Linked DNA regions of Homo sapiens: region 1 is linked to region 2. A link is a contact called in ENCODE Hi-C or POLR2A ChIA-PET data. All regions are on one chromosome and are shown on one strand. The core of a region is the stretch at or near the end of the contact, and the rest is flanking DNA. Distances in the headings are between cores, read along the strand shown.

The links. A loop is a pair of places that touch in the nucleus more often than their neighbours do. ChIA-PET counts read pairs that join two places held with the same protein, here RNA polymerase II (POLR2A). Pooled maps may share reads with other maps.
Region 1: a pooled map shows a loop between it and region 2 (2.9-fold over the local background). The contact joins the enhancer-like site here to the promoter of LYSMD2 in region 2. A Hi-C loop is called at or near these places in 2 of 50 pooled maps. POLR2A ChIA-PET finds 5 or more read pairs at or near these places in 2 of 52 experiments (GM12878 and activated naive CD8-positive, alpha-beta T cell).

The regions. Positions count from the first base shown.
Region 1 is chr15:52,074,407-52,080,948 of GRCh38, reverse strand. All of the region lies in intron 1 of LOC112268150 (a long non-coding RNA gene), which reads left to right. It overlaps LOC124903494 (a long non-coding RNA gene), which reads right to left and starts at 192. Exons shown (of 2, transcript XR_007064637.1): 1 at 1-192. RefSeq lists an enhancer at 3,708-3,787. Within about 2 kb of position 3,833, at least 2 of the 41 ENCODE cell types and tissues checked have a DNase peak (open chromatin) inside an H3K27ac peak, as active enhancers do.
Region 2 is chr15:51,736,398-51,743,246 of GRCh38, reverse strand. LYSMD2 (LysM domain containing 2) reads left to right here and starts at 5,592. Exons shown (of 3, transcript NM_153374.3): 1 at 5,592-5,897. The coding sequence starts at 5,625. RefSeq lists silencers at 5,274-5,713, 5,724-5,863, 5,934-6,143.

The sequences.
Region 1 (6,542 bases), core at 2,584-5,083, 340 kb before region 2:
GGGGTGCTATTCTTCCTAGGATGGTCACTGTTGCTAGGTTACGATGCCCACTTTGGAGTTCTTCTCAGGGTCTGTTAGACACTTAGACTCGCATGACTACAGCATGACATGCTTGGCACTAACTATTTATTTTGAGATGGAGTTTTGTTCTTGTTGCCCAGGCTGGAGTGCAATGGTGAATCTCGGCTCACTGCAAACTTCACCTCCCGTATTTGAGAGATTCTCTTGCCTCAGCCTCCCGAACATCTGGGATTACAGGAGTCCGCCACCACACCCGGCTGATTTTTTGTATTTTTAGTAGAGACAGGGTTTCATCATGTTGGCCAGGCTGATCTCGAACTCCTGATCTCAGGTGATCTACCCGCCTCAGCCTCCCAAAATGCTGGGATTATAGGCGTGAGCCACCGTGCCTGGTCTAACTTAATTTAGAATAAGGATGCAAAGGCATGAAACAGCACTCCAACTGCATGATGGCAGGTGTCTCTCTAGCTCCTTTTCCTCAAGTAGGGTTGCCAGATAAAATACAGGATACCCAGGTAAACTGAAATGTCACATACATAGCAAATTAAAGCCTTATTCCAATGAGAAACTGATATTTCTAGTAAGAGTCTCATGGGAATAGCTTCCTTGTCTCCTCAAGGGGCGTGCCGAGCTCCAAGAGTCAAGATTCAGAACTCCAGAGCCACAGCTTCCCACCAGGTACTTATGATTCATTCACGGCCCTCGCTGTCCAGATGAAGTGGATCATTTTTACCACAAGCATTGTTGCTTGGTAACACAGCCAACGTTCCACCTTTATCAGGTTTCCAGGAGAACAGAGCTAGAAAGAAAATGCCAAGAGAATGAGAAATGAAGTTTTAAGATTAATTATTAGAGGGACTATTTTTTTAATGAGAAATGAGGATTTTTTTTTTTTGCCCTCTACATATATAGGCCTTTTTACTGGTCAGAGCTAGGAATGTAGAGAGATAGTTGGTAGGTAGGTAGATAAATGATGGATATTGAGATTAATAATATGCAAAATTATAATCAGCCTAGATGACTTACAAGAGGTGAATGGTAAAATAAATCATGATATAACAAAAGGGTGGAATATTATATGCTCTTGTTGATTACATAGGTTTACAAATAATTTTTAAAGATGAAAAACAGCAGATTTATATAATCTTAAGTCATCTTCTCACAAATGCTTATTTAGTACCTACTGTGTGCTTCGAGCTATTCTAGGCATTTGGGGTGCATCATTGAACAAAACTGACAAGGATTCTGCCTTCTTGGTGCTTATATTGAGGGGCGATTGAGAGATGCACAGTAAACATGATACATAAGGAAACTGTATAGAGGGGAAAGGTGGTAAGTGTTGAAGAAAACAAAAGTAGAACAGGATAGGGAAGCTGGGGTGCCAAGGTGTTGGGGGAGGGCAGGCTTCAAGGCTTCAGGCTGAGTAAGGCGGGGGGTGTTCAAGGCCAGAGGGCTCAGCCACGGTCTGGAGGAGGCATGGCCTCAGCCGCCAAATTTATATTTTAACTTCTATGTTATGTATACCCATACGTAGATTTTTTACATATTTCATATATTTTCATAGAAAAGGGACTAGATAAAACACCAAAATGTCAACAGTGGCTGTCTGTGGAAGGTAGGGTTGTGGTAATTTTTTTTAATGGGATCTTTTTTATAATTTGCCTCACTTGCTAAATTTTATGACATGAATAGGCACAGTTTTATTATCAGTAATAAAGCACATGCATTATTACGTGTTTTTAAAAGCAGAGCGAATCTACTCTCTAATCTTAGGAAGAGTTTTCTGTCAGGGGCAACGTGTGGTTTGCAGGCAAGGAGCGGCACTTGACCTCTCTGAGGAGAAGGCGTTCTTCCACAAGGGGGCGCCTGGCTTTAGGGCAAGGAGGAGACTGAGCTCTGATTTTGGGAGTGGGGTTTTAGGGGAGGAGTGTGCCATGGGTACATCTTGGGTGTAGCTCCACCAGTGCGCCTAAGAACCACACTCAAAGTGGTTTGAAAGCTTTTGGCCCTCTAATGCCTGCCTCTTTGGTCACTGATAACATACAAGTCGATGTTCCCTGAACTCAGCCGGTAGAGTATAGGAGGTTTGCACTCCGTAAATGCAAGGAGGAAGAGTGTTCTCCTCGTCCTTGCAGGGAGTTCACATCCAACCAGAGAGACCAGACTCAGGGTTACCCATGTACGGTGCAAAGACCTGTGGGGCAAGGGAAGACCCCAGGGAGACCAATACATGCAGAAGCAAATGTGAGTCGGTGAGAGGTCCTCAGATGCTTGGAAGATGAGTGCATGCAGAGGGAAGGGACCTGGGGCAGGAGAGCAGATAGAGGTGGAGAGATGCCAAGGCCGGTTGTGTGGGGAGACATAGATAGTGCTGGGAAAAGCAATCAACCTGATGACACTGGGGATTTTGCAACCTAATGACCCCAAGGACTAAATTGCCAGGAATTGCACTCCTGGCCCAGGTCTCTTAGCAAACCTGACCTATGTGAACCCAAAGAGGAGTCCGTGGCTCACAGCCAGTTTGGCTTGCAAGTTTTCTGGTCTGAGGGAAGCTGGATGCATCCCCCACCTCCACTAACAAGGCTTGCTTCACTGCGTGCCTGGGAAAACCGGGGGACAGGCCCTGGCCAGAGGACTGCGAAACAAAGCTGGATAAGACATACCCCCAAGGGAAAATGTACCTTGTACCAACACAAGGTGCTATGGGGAGAGAGAAGAGAACCACCCAACCCAATCTGAGAGGTCAGGGAGGGCTTCCTGGAGGACATGGCACTTGAGCTAATCAGGAAGGACATTTGAGAGTTTTCAGAGAGGAAAGGGTTCCATGCAGAGGGGACACTACGGTAGCAAGAGAGAATGGGCCATCTATCCATGCAAGTAGCTCAGTATGTCTGGAGCCTGGGGTGAGTGTGTGGAAGTGATAAGAGATGATGCCGGGTCAGGCGCGGTGGCTCACACCTGTAATCTCAGCACTTTGGGAGGCCGAGGTGGGTGGATCACAAGGTCAGGAGATGGAGACCATCCTGGCTAACATGGTGAAACCCTGTCTCTACTAAAAATGGAAAAAATTAGCCGGGCGTGATGGCAGGTGCCTATAGTCCCAGCTACTCAGGAGTCTGAGGCAGGAGAATGGCGTGAACCCGGGAGGCGGAGCTGGCAGTGAGCTGAGACGGCGCCACTGCACTCCAGCCTGGGTGACAGAGCAAGACTCTGTCTCAAAAAAAAAAAGAAAAAAAAAAGATGATGCCAGAACGAAGGATACTCTATCTGAAAGGCACTGGGGAGTCTTAAAGGATGTTAAATAGTGGAGTTACCTGATCATGGACACGGAAGTTTGCTAAAGTCACCAATGATCTTTCTGTTGCCAAGTCCATTGTGTATCTTTTAGTCAGCTTCATATGTGAATTCTCTCAGCAGCATTTGATCCTGCTGGCCTCCCCCTCCAGGCTGAAGCACTTTTGTCTCTTGACTTCTGAGTCCTGTTCTCCTGATTTTCTGTCTACTTCTTTCATCACTTCTTCTTGGCTTCCCTTGCTGACTGTGCCTCCTGTCTCTGGCCTCTGACTGTTAGTGTCCTACAGGGGTCAGTCCTGGTTCCTTCTCACCATTCACTCTTGTTCTCAACCACCTCATTTCTTCCCATAGCTTCACATGCATCTATTACATGTGATCGTATCAGGGGAAGGGGAATACAGAATCAAGCTTGAAGGCCCTGTCTCCTGGGTGTCATGGCTGAGTGAGACATGTTCAGACTGAATCGTGAGCAGTTGTGGGATGAGTCAGGATGAGTTGTTCAGGGATAAGCAGAAACATGTATTAGAGGCTGACAAGTTGCTGATTAGTATAGTTGGTGCCCTGGATCTGAAAGAAAGCAGCATCCAGGACTCGCTGTTCCCAAGGGTAGAGGGGAGGGGTGGACACTGTAATATACATTAAAAAGCCAAGTCCAAGGTCTGAGAAGAACACGAAAGCAGGGAGGGGCAGGGAAGATGGGCAGGCGTGGCAGGGCAAGCGGACTCCAAAGTCCAGAGAGACACCAGAGTCAGGGACCCAGGACCACTGGATCCAGGGGATAGATTGAGGAGTGACTGCTAGTGGGGACAGGGTTTCTTTTAGGGGATATGAAAGTTTTCTGAGATCAGAGTGTGGTGATGGTTGCACAATCTTGTTAATATAGTAAAAAGCATGTCACTGTATACTTTAAGGGCAAATTGTATGGTATATGCATTATATCAAAATTAAGCTGCTAAATACATTTGAGGTGGGCCAGGCACAGTGGCTCATGCCTGTAATCCTAGCACTTTGGGAGGCCAAGGTGGGTGGATCACTTGAGGCCAGGAGTTTGAGACTAGGCTGGCCAACATGGTGAAACCGCATCTCTACCACGAATACAAAAATTAACCAGGTATGGTGGCACATGCCTGTAATCCCAGCTACTTGGAAGGCTGAGGCAGAAGAATCACTTGAACCCGGGAGGCAGAGGTTGCCATGAGCTGAGATCGTGGCACTGTACTCCAGCCTGGGTGACAGAGCCAGCCTCTGTCTCAAAAATAAATAATCTGAAGTGGATTACAGATATAAATCTACAACATTAAATATAGAAGACTAGTTCAATAATTTTGGTATGGGGAAGGCCATCCCAAGTATGGCTATATAAAAGACAATATTAACAGATTGAGCTACATTGAAACAAACAAAAAAAACTTTGTGAAAGACACAAGAAAAAATATTTATCATGGACTTTTGCAACCTGTGTGACATATTTAGAGAGGGTTCTTTAGAATCATTATGAGGCCGGGTGCGGTGGTTCAGCCTGTAATCCCAGCACTTTGGGAGGCCGAGGTGGGCAGATCACGAGGTCAGGAGTTCGAGACCAGCCTGGCCAACTAACATGGTGAAACCGTGTCTCTACTAAAACTACAAAAATTAGCCAGGCGTGGTGGTGTGTGCCTGCAGTCCCAGCTACTCGGGAGGCTGAGGCAGGAGAATCGCTTGCAGTGAGTCAAGATCGCGCCACTGCACTCCAGCCTGGGCGATAGAGTGAGACTCCATCTGGGGGGAAAATACATATATAAATATATATATATAATATAAATATATGTATATATAAAAATATATATATAATATAAATATATGTATATATAAAAAATATATATATATATTTAAAATATGAACTCCCTGATAATATGCAGCACTGGCCAGAGTGGGGAAAAGTGGGTACTTGGGTGGAGAAACAGACTGTGGATATAAATTGGTCCAGCCATTTAGAGGACAATTTGGTATCCAGGAGTGAAATGCACAACATTTCCGACGGGTGTGACACAGCCTGGGTCAGAAGCACCAGCTGACAATAACCCATCTGCTGCACTGGGGCAGACAGGCTAAAAGCCTGTGGGAGATCCACTGAAATGTTCAGCATAAACCAACTCTGTTCCAGAGTTTCTGCTTCTAAAAGCATATCCTCAGAAATGGCTCAAAGACACACAAAGAATGTTTATTACAGTGTTGCTTGTGATAGTAAACAATGTCCGCTCATAGGAAATTGGTTCTACAAATGATGATGCATCCTCATAATTACATACTCTACAGGCATTAGAAACAACAAAGTCAATTACTACCAACATAGAAAGATGCTTGAAATGTATTGTGAGAAAAGAAAGTTGCAGAACAGTAAGCAGAATAACCCAATTATAAGTACATATATGTTTGTATATACATTTGAAAAATTCTGGATAAATGTATAATAAACTATTAACGTTGGTTACCTGTGGAGATAGGGATATTTGGAGGGGAGAGAATATAGAGGGAGGGAAAAGAGGAAATTATTTTATGCATCTTTGAATGATTTTTACCTTTTGTATATGAAAAAATAAAGCAATTAGCTTGGAAGGAGTGGAGGGGAAGAGGAAAGACCCAAAATATTAATAGTAATTAACAGTGATCATACCCAGGTAATGGGATTCTGGGGAATTTTTCCCACTTCCTTACCTGCATTTTCTAGTTTCTCAACAATGAGCTTTTATTTCTTTTTCTTTTTTTTTCTTTTTTTTTTTTCTTTTGGAGACAGAATTTCACTGTAGTTGCCCAGGCTGGAATGCAGTGGCAAGATCTTGGCTCACTGCAACCTTCACCTCCCAGGTTCACACAATTCTCCTGCCTCAGCCTGCTGAGTAGCTGGAATTACAGGCACCCACCACCATGCCCGGCTAATTTTTATATTTTTTAGTAAAGACGGGTTTGCCATGTTCTCCAGGCTGGTCTCAAATTCCTGACCTCAGGTGATCCGCCTGCCTCGGCCTCCCAAAGTGCTGGGATTATAGGCATGAGCCACCACGCCCGGCCCACTTTCTTAAAAGTTAGAAATAAAACAATGTCCTCATGCTTTTCTGCTCAGCAGCTGGACAGATAAGGAAAGCCCTGGTGATGCAGGGGTGCAGGAGACAGATTCTAAATAGTGAAGCCATTTAGAAGATAGTGCTAAGGGAGTTGGTGATGGAAATATTTATAAAAATGAAACACCC
Region 2 (6,849 bases), core at 4,343-6,842:
CCCAGCTACTCAAAAGACTGAGGTGGGAAGATGGTTTGACTCCAGGAATTTGAGACCAGACTGGGCAATATAGTGAGACCCCCATCTCAAAAAAAGGAGGGGGAAATCCATTGATCACAGAAGTAAATGTAAAACACAAAAACACAAAACTATAAAACTTCCAGAAAATAACATAGAATATCTAGGTTGTACCTTTATACACAACACCAAAGTATGATCCATGAAAGACAAAATAGAAGTCCTCAAGTTAGACATATGTATGTATGTATGCATGTATGTATTTTTGAGTCAGAGTCTCACTGTGTCCCCCCGGCTGGACTGCAGTGGGGCGATCATGGCTCACTGCAGCCTCGAACTCCTGGTCTCAAGTAATCTTCCCATCTCTGCCTTGTGAGTAGTTGAGACTACAGGCATGTGCCACCACAACTGGCTACGTCTTTCTATTTTTTTTAGAGACCAAAAAATATGACTATTTTGGCCAGGCTGGTCTCAAACTCCTGACCTCAAGGGATTCTCCTGCCTCAGCCTCTTAAAGTGCTGGTATTACATGCATGAGCCACTGCACCCAGCAAGTTGGCCTTTATTGAAGTTAAAAACTCCTGCTCTGAGAAAGACCCTGTTAAAAAATTTAAAAGGCAAGCCACAGACTGGGAAACAATTATTTAAAAACTATGTATCTGCTAAAGGACTTACATTCAAAATATACAAAGAGCTCCCCCAAACTCAACATGATACATGTTACAACATGGATGAAACTTGAAAACATTATGTTAAGTAAAATAAGCCAGACACAAAAGGAAAAATATTGTATGCTTCCACTTATGAACTATCTAGAAGAGTCAAATTAATATGACCGAAAGTAGATTAGAAGTGATCAGGGACTGAGGAAGGCTGGAATGTGGTTATTGCTCAATGGTTAAAAATTTATTTTTGAATCCCAGCACTTTGGGAGGCCGAGGTGGGTAGATCACCTGACGTCAGGAGTTCAAGACCAGCCTGGCCAACATGGCGAAACCCCATCTCTACTAAAAATACAAAAATCAGCTGGGCATGGCGGTGCAGGCCTGTAATCTTGGTGCAGCTACTTGGGAGGCTGAGGCATGAAAATCGATTGAACCCAGGAAGTGGAGGTTGCAGTGAGTGGAGATTGTGCCATTGCACTCCAGCCAGGGCGACAGAGCGAGACTCCGTCTCAAAAAAAAAAAAATTTCTTTTTGGAGTGATGACAAACTTTCGGAAATAGATAGTGGTGATAGTTGCATAACATTGTGAATATATATATATTATTTATATATACATTATATATATATTTAATTATTATTTTTGTGAGATAGAGTCTCCTTCTGTTGCCCAGGCTGGAGTGCAGTGTTGCTATCTCGGGTCACTGTAACCTCCGCCTCCCAGGTTCAAGCGATTCTTCTGCCTCAGCCTCCCAAGTGGCTGGGATTACAGGCACCTGCCACCACACCAGGCTAATTTTTGTAGTTTTAGTAGAAATGGGGTTTCGCCATGTTGGCCAGGCTGGTCTTAAACTCCTGGCCTTAAGCGATCCACCTGCGTTGGCCTTCCAAAGTGCTGGAATAACAGGCGAGAACCACCACCCGGGCTGTGAATATATTTAATGTTACTGAATTGTAAGCTTAAAAATAGTTAAAATGGTGAATTTTATGTTATGTACATTTGTCACAATTCAAGAAATTAGTAATGTAATATAAATATGCAGAAAAGCATTGAATTATACACTTTAAATGGATGAATTATGTGATGTGTGAATTATATGATTTTGGTATCTTGTTTAAAAAACCCTTTGCTATCCCAAGGTTATAAAAATATTGTTGCAAAAGCATTAATGTTTGCTTTTCCCAATTATGTCTTTAATCAATCTATAATTGATTTTGATGTGTAGTATAAGACAGGGATCTAATTTCATCTTTTCTCACACAGAAAACTAACTGTTCCAGCAACATTTATTGAATATGTAACTTTACGTCTGCTATAGATTAAGTTATCCAATATATGTGAACCTGTTTGCTGGCTTACTTCCTTGTCCCTTTGTTATGTTTTCCTGCCTCAGTACCAGTCCCACATTGCTTTAGTTCTCATAGTTTTAAGTCTTCATGGCTATAAGGGTAAGCCTCCTTCCTAATTCTTCCTCAGGAATGCCTTGGCCCTTGTTAGTGCTTTATCTTTCATATGAATGTCAGCATAACTCTGTCATATCCTTTGAAGAATGCTATAGAGATTTTGTTTGCAATTTTAATGAATTTAACATTAGTTTGTAAAGAAAATGATATTTTCATTATTTTGCATTTCCCATTCACAAACATGGTATATCTCTGCTTTTATTTATATTTCTTTTATGTACTTCAAAAAAGTTTTATATTTTCCATACAATACACACTTTTCTTTCTTTCTTTTATTTTTTATCTTTTTATTTATTACCTTAAATTTTTTTTTCTGCTCCTACGCCACCAGGAACAATTTTCTCTTGTTAAATTTATTCCTAGGTATTTTTGGTGGTATGTGGAATGTCATCTTTTTCACACTTATATGATTGAGTGATGCAATTGATGTTTGTATATTGAGCTTGTATCTTTTAACTTTGGTGAACTCTCAATTGTTTGAACAGTTCCAATGTATTCATTATGTGTTGCCTATAAACATTTTAGTATTGCCTACTATCTGTAAATAACAGCTGATTTCTTTTCAATCTTCATTTCCTTTTCTTCTTTTTAAAATTGCCTTGGCAAAGACCTTCAAAACAATGTTAAATAGAGGCAGTAATAGGCTTCCTTTTCTTACCATTCCCTTCAAAGGAAATGCTTTTAATGTTTCATCTTTAATTGTGATGAACTTCTATGTTGTAGGTAGATACATATTAAAACAATTTTGAAGTTCTGGTTTAAGAAGGAAAACAATGAACATCTAATAACACCTCATGTAACTCAGTTCTTTTTTTTAAAAACAAAAAAACAAAAAAACAGGCCTGGCCAGGCGTGGTGGCTCAGGCCTGTAATCCCAGCACTTTGGAAGGCTGAGGCTGATGGATCACTTGAGGTCAGAAGTTTGAGAGAAGCCTGGCCAACATGATGAAACCCCACCTCTACTAAAAATACAAAAAATTAGGCGGGCATAGTGGCACATGCTGTAGTCCCAGCTACTCAGGAGGCTGAGGCAGGAAAACTGCTTGAACCTGGGAGGCGGAGCTTGCAGTGAACGGAGATCACACCACTGCACTCCAACCTAGGCAACAGAGCAAGACTCTATCTCAAAACAAACAAACAAACAAAGAAAACCCCAAAGCCAAACCAAAACAAAAAACCCCAGGGTCTCACTGTGTTGCTGAGGCTGGAGTGCAGTGGCATGATCTCTGCTTACTGCAGAGATCACCTACTGGGCTTAAGCAATCCTCCCACCTCACTTTCCCAAGTAGCTGGAACTACAGGAGTAGGCCACATGCTCGATTAAGTTTTGTATTTTTTGTAGAGATGGGTCTCACTATGTTGCCCAGGCTGGTCTTGAACTCCTGGGCTCAAGCTATCCTCCTTCCTTAGACTCCCAAAGTGCTGGAATGGGCCACTGCGCCTGGCTCAGTTCTTTAATCTTCAGATTAAAACTTCCAGCCATGCAGTAAACTTTTTCTTAGTGGAAAACATTATATGCTGTCTCATTCCTAGATTGTAAACTCTTTGAAGGAAGAGACTTCTTTCTTGAAACATTACCAGATCTTGTCTATATACTGAGACTCAAATTCTGCCTCTCTCTTGGGTCCTGAAATGGACACACTGGATACCACCCAAAAGTTTATGCATGGCAGACTTATGCTAAACAATCTAAATTAGCATTCAGGATCTTTTTACTACACCTCAATTCAACCACTTGTAATTATGTATTTATTTTTTTTTTTATTCCACTGAGCTAGGCACTGCTGGAGCTAAAAAGATGAGTAAGACCCAGTTATGCCTCCCAGGAGCACGTATTTGTTGGAGGAGATAAGACAAGCTCATGCATGTACATGCAAGTACAAACACAAAACACAGAGAGTTAAATACTAAACCAGAGGTATTAATACAAACCTCTTGGAGTTCAAAGAAGAAACAGTAACAGTTGGGCAGGTGGGAAAAAGGGACCATTGGGAAGAATTAGGAAAAATCTCATGGAGGATGTATCATTTGAGACAGACCTTAAAGATTTAAACAATGTAATAGAGGGTACTGGAAGAGTGTTACCATTGGAGGGAATAACATGCAAGGTATGAAAGTAGGAACAAGGAGGCCAGTTTCAGAGGCTCTGTTTGGCAGGAATATGTAGAGTATACAGAATGAGTTATAGATGGGGTATGGTCAGACCATGAATAATAAAAATAGAAATAATAGCTTGAATGCCAATGTAGGTTTTTAGTAATGCTGTTGTCCCCAGAGAGCCATTGTAGGAGTTTTGAGTGGGATGGTGTTGTGGAAGCTTGCTCCTCTCCCATCCTTTCTCTCCTGAGCAATATTAGCTTTGCCTCTGTCCAGCACAGCAACATACCAAAACTTCAGCCAACGAATCAAACCCCCAGGCTCCGGACCTTCCTACAAGGTACCTCTTCTTGGAAAGCTGTCCAAAATAACACAGAAACCAGGCACTAGATGCTAGTAAATGTGTACCCACTCTGTGTATAATACAGTGTGTTGAAAGGGTGTTCAAGAGTAGACGGTGTTCAAATGAAGAGTACAGATAAGAGGTCTTTGGTGGTTATAATATTAATAGCAATACGGGGCAGGGAGATGCGATTTCAGGGTGTCAAAGAATAAACTGACGAAGAGAAGATGAATGCAGACAGTAAATTCCAACTACTGAGCCTGGAGAATGAATTGTATGTGGCCAGCCTTTCGAGGCAGCCAGGACTTAAATTGGCACTAGTGTACAAAGTGTGAAACCCGAACAACTAGGGGGGTTATTTTGAGGCCACCCATTAGGCCTTAGAAGCACTATCCCTCCTAGTGCAATGTTGAAAGGACTGGACTCTGAGGCTGTTGAGATGGACCTGGAGAAGCTGTCTGTGTGTGTTTGATGATCTTAAGTTTTACTGTGACGTGGACTTTGAGGTCACTGGGGTGGGGGGAGGGAAGTACCCTTGGCATTGGCAGAGCTGGAAGGTCTGTGCAAGCTGGCTCCTGCTGGGGAATCAATAAAGGAGGCAGAGCAACGCTTTTTTTTTTTTTCGCCGTGGCCAGGGCAGGGTTCTGCCAGGGCTCTATCGCCAATGGAGCAGGGGTCCACCTGGGGCCTAGGACGCCTGCAGATAGCCCTCTCTTAGCCCCAACGGCCGCGGGCTTCAGCGCTCCCCGGCTCCCTCGCTCTGCAGGGTCTTCCCGGTACCGGCAGGCCGCGGCGGGAGCTGCTTTCGCTCTTAACCTTGCAGGTGCGTGTGCCGCGGGCGCCCGGGGCAGGCAGGACGCAGAGGAGGAGGCGCCCGCCATGCCCGGCCTGCGGCTCCCCGCCTCGGCTTCCCGTCCGCCGCCCCCGCGGAACGGCCTGCTGCAGCCCCTGTGAAGAGGAAGAGGCGGCGGCGGCGGCGGAGGAGGAGGAGGCGCCGCCCCCTTGGCAAGCTCCCCGACCCGGCGGCCTCGGCAGGACCCATGGCGGATTCCTCGCCCGCACTGTCCCTGCGGGAAGGCGGCCCCCGCGCGCCGCGGCCCTCGGCCCCCTCGCCGCCGCCGCGCTCGCGCTCCGGCTCCGAGTCCGAGGAGGCCGAGCTGTCGCTGAGCCTGGCCCGCACCAAGACCCGCTCGTACGGCAGCACCGCCAGCGTGCGGGCGCCGCTGGGCGCCGGCGTCATCGAGCGCCATGTGGAGCACCGGGTCCGCGCGGGCGACACGCTGCAGGGCATCGCGCTCAAGTACGGTGTCACGGTGAGCAGGGCGCGCCGCCGCGGCCCGGGCTGGCAGCTACCGCGCAGGAGGCGGTGCGGCTCGGGGTGCGGTGGGGGTGGGGGTGGGACTGCGGGTGGGGGTTTGGGGGATGGGGAGTCGCAGGGACGGCCGTGCGTCCCCGGGCGGCTCGGCTCCCAGGGCTCGCTCAGCGCGCGCTGCTGGCCACCGCAGTGGTCGCCAAAGCTGGTCCTGCAGCGGGAGGGGCGGACCGCCAGGGCTCCCTCCCTAGGTAGCTGCATCGAGTTCCCGGTGCCCCGCCCAGGCTCAGACTAGATCTGTCGCGTGAGGGAGGCCGAAGAGGACTAGGGCTTTGGCATCCCCGTGAACCACCTTCACCCAATTTGCAGGCCCCATCACACTACTCTATATTTACGCAAAGCCCAACTGAGGTGAATTTTGTTGTCTGTGAAAACAAGCTCCGTGATGAGTCAGGAATGGTGCAGTTGTTCCTACTGGGTGGTTCTGGTTCTATCGATTATGCTTCTTTATGTAGAAGTGAAATTACACCCTCTGGGCTCACTGGCAACCGCGAATGTGACACCTGTCGCTAAGCAGCAGCCAAGAACTGTGGTGAGCTGGAGGGCTGCGTTTATTACAAATTTATAAGTGTGTGTGTCTTGGGTGTATAGCATTACACCTCTGGGAAGAACATGGAAACCTGAGGGAACAAATTGTTTCATTAAAATTACTTATAATTAACTGTGAGCTATGTGATGGCCTTTTTACATTTGGGATCTGTATCAGTTTTCAGTGTTCTTTCCTGAAGCACCTTAGACAGCAATGGGAAGAAAGAGGATCTTATCTATATCTTTCCCTTAAAGTGAAACTCTTTCTGGCCCTTTACCGAATGAAGGAGCATCAGTATGAAGGAGAATGTATTTTGCATATTTAAGCCGGTATATGTTTACCTATCAGGTCCTTCTATCTTTGA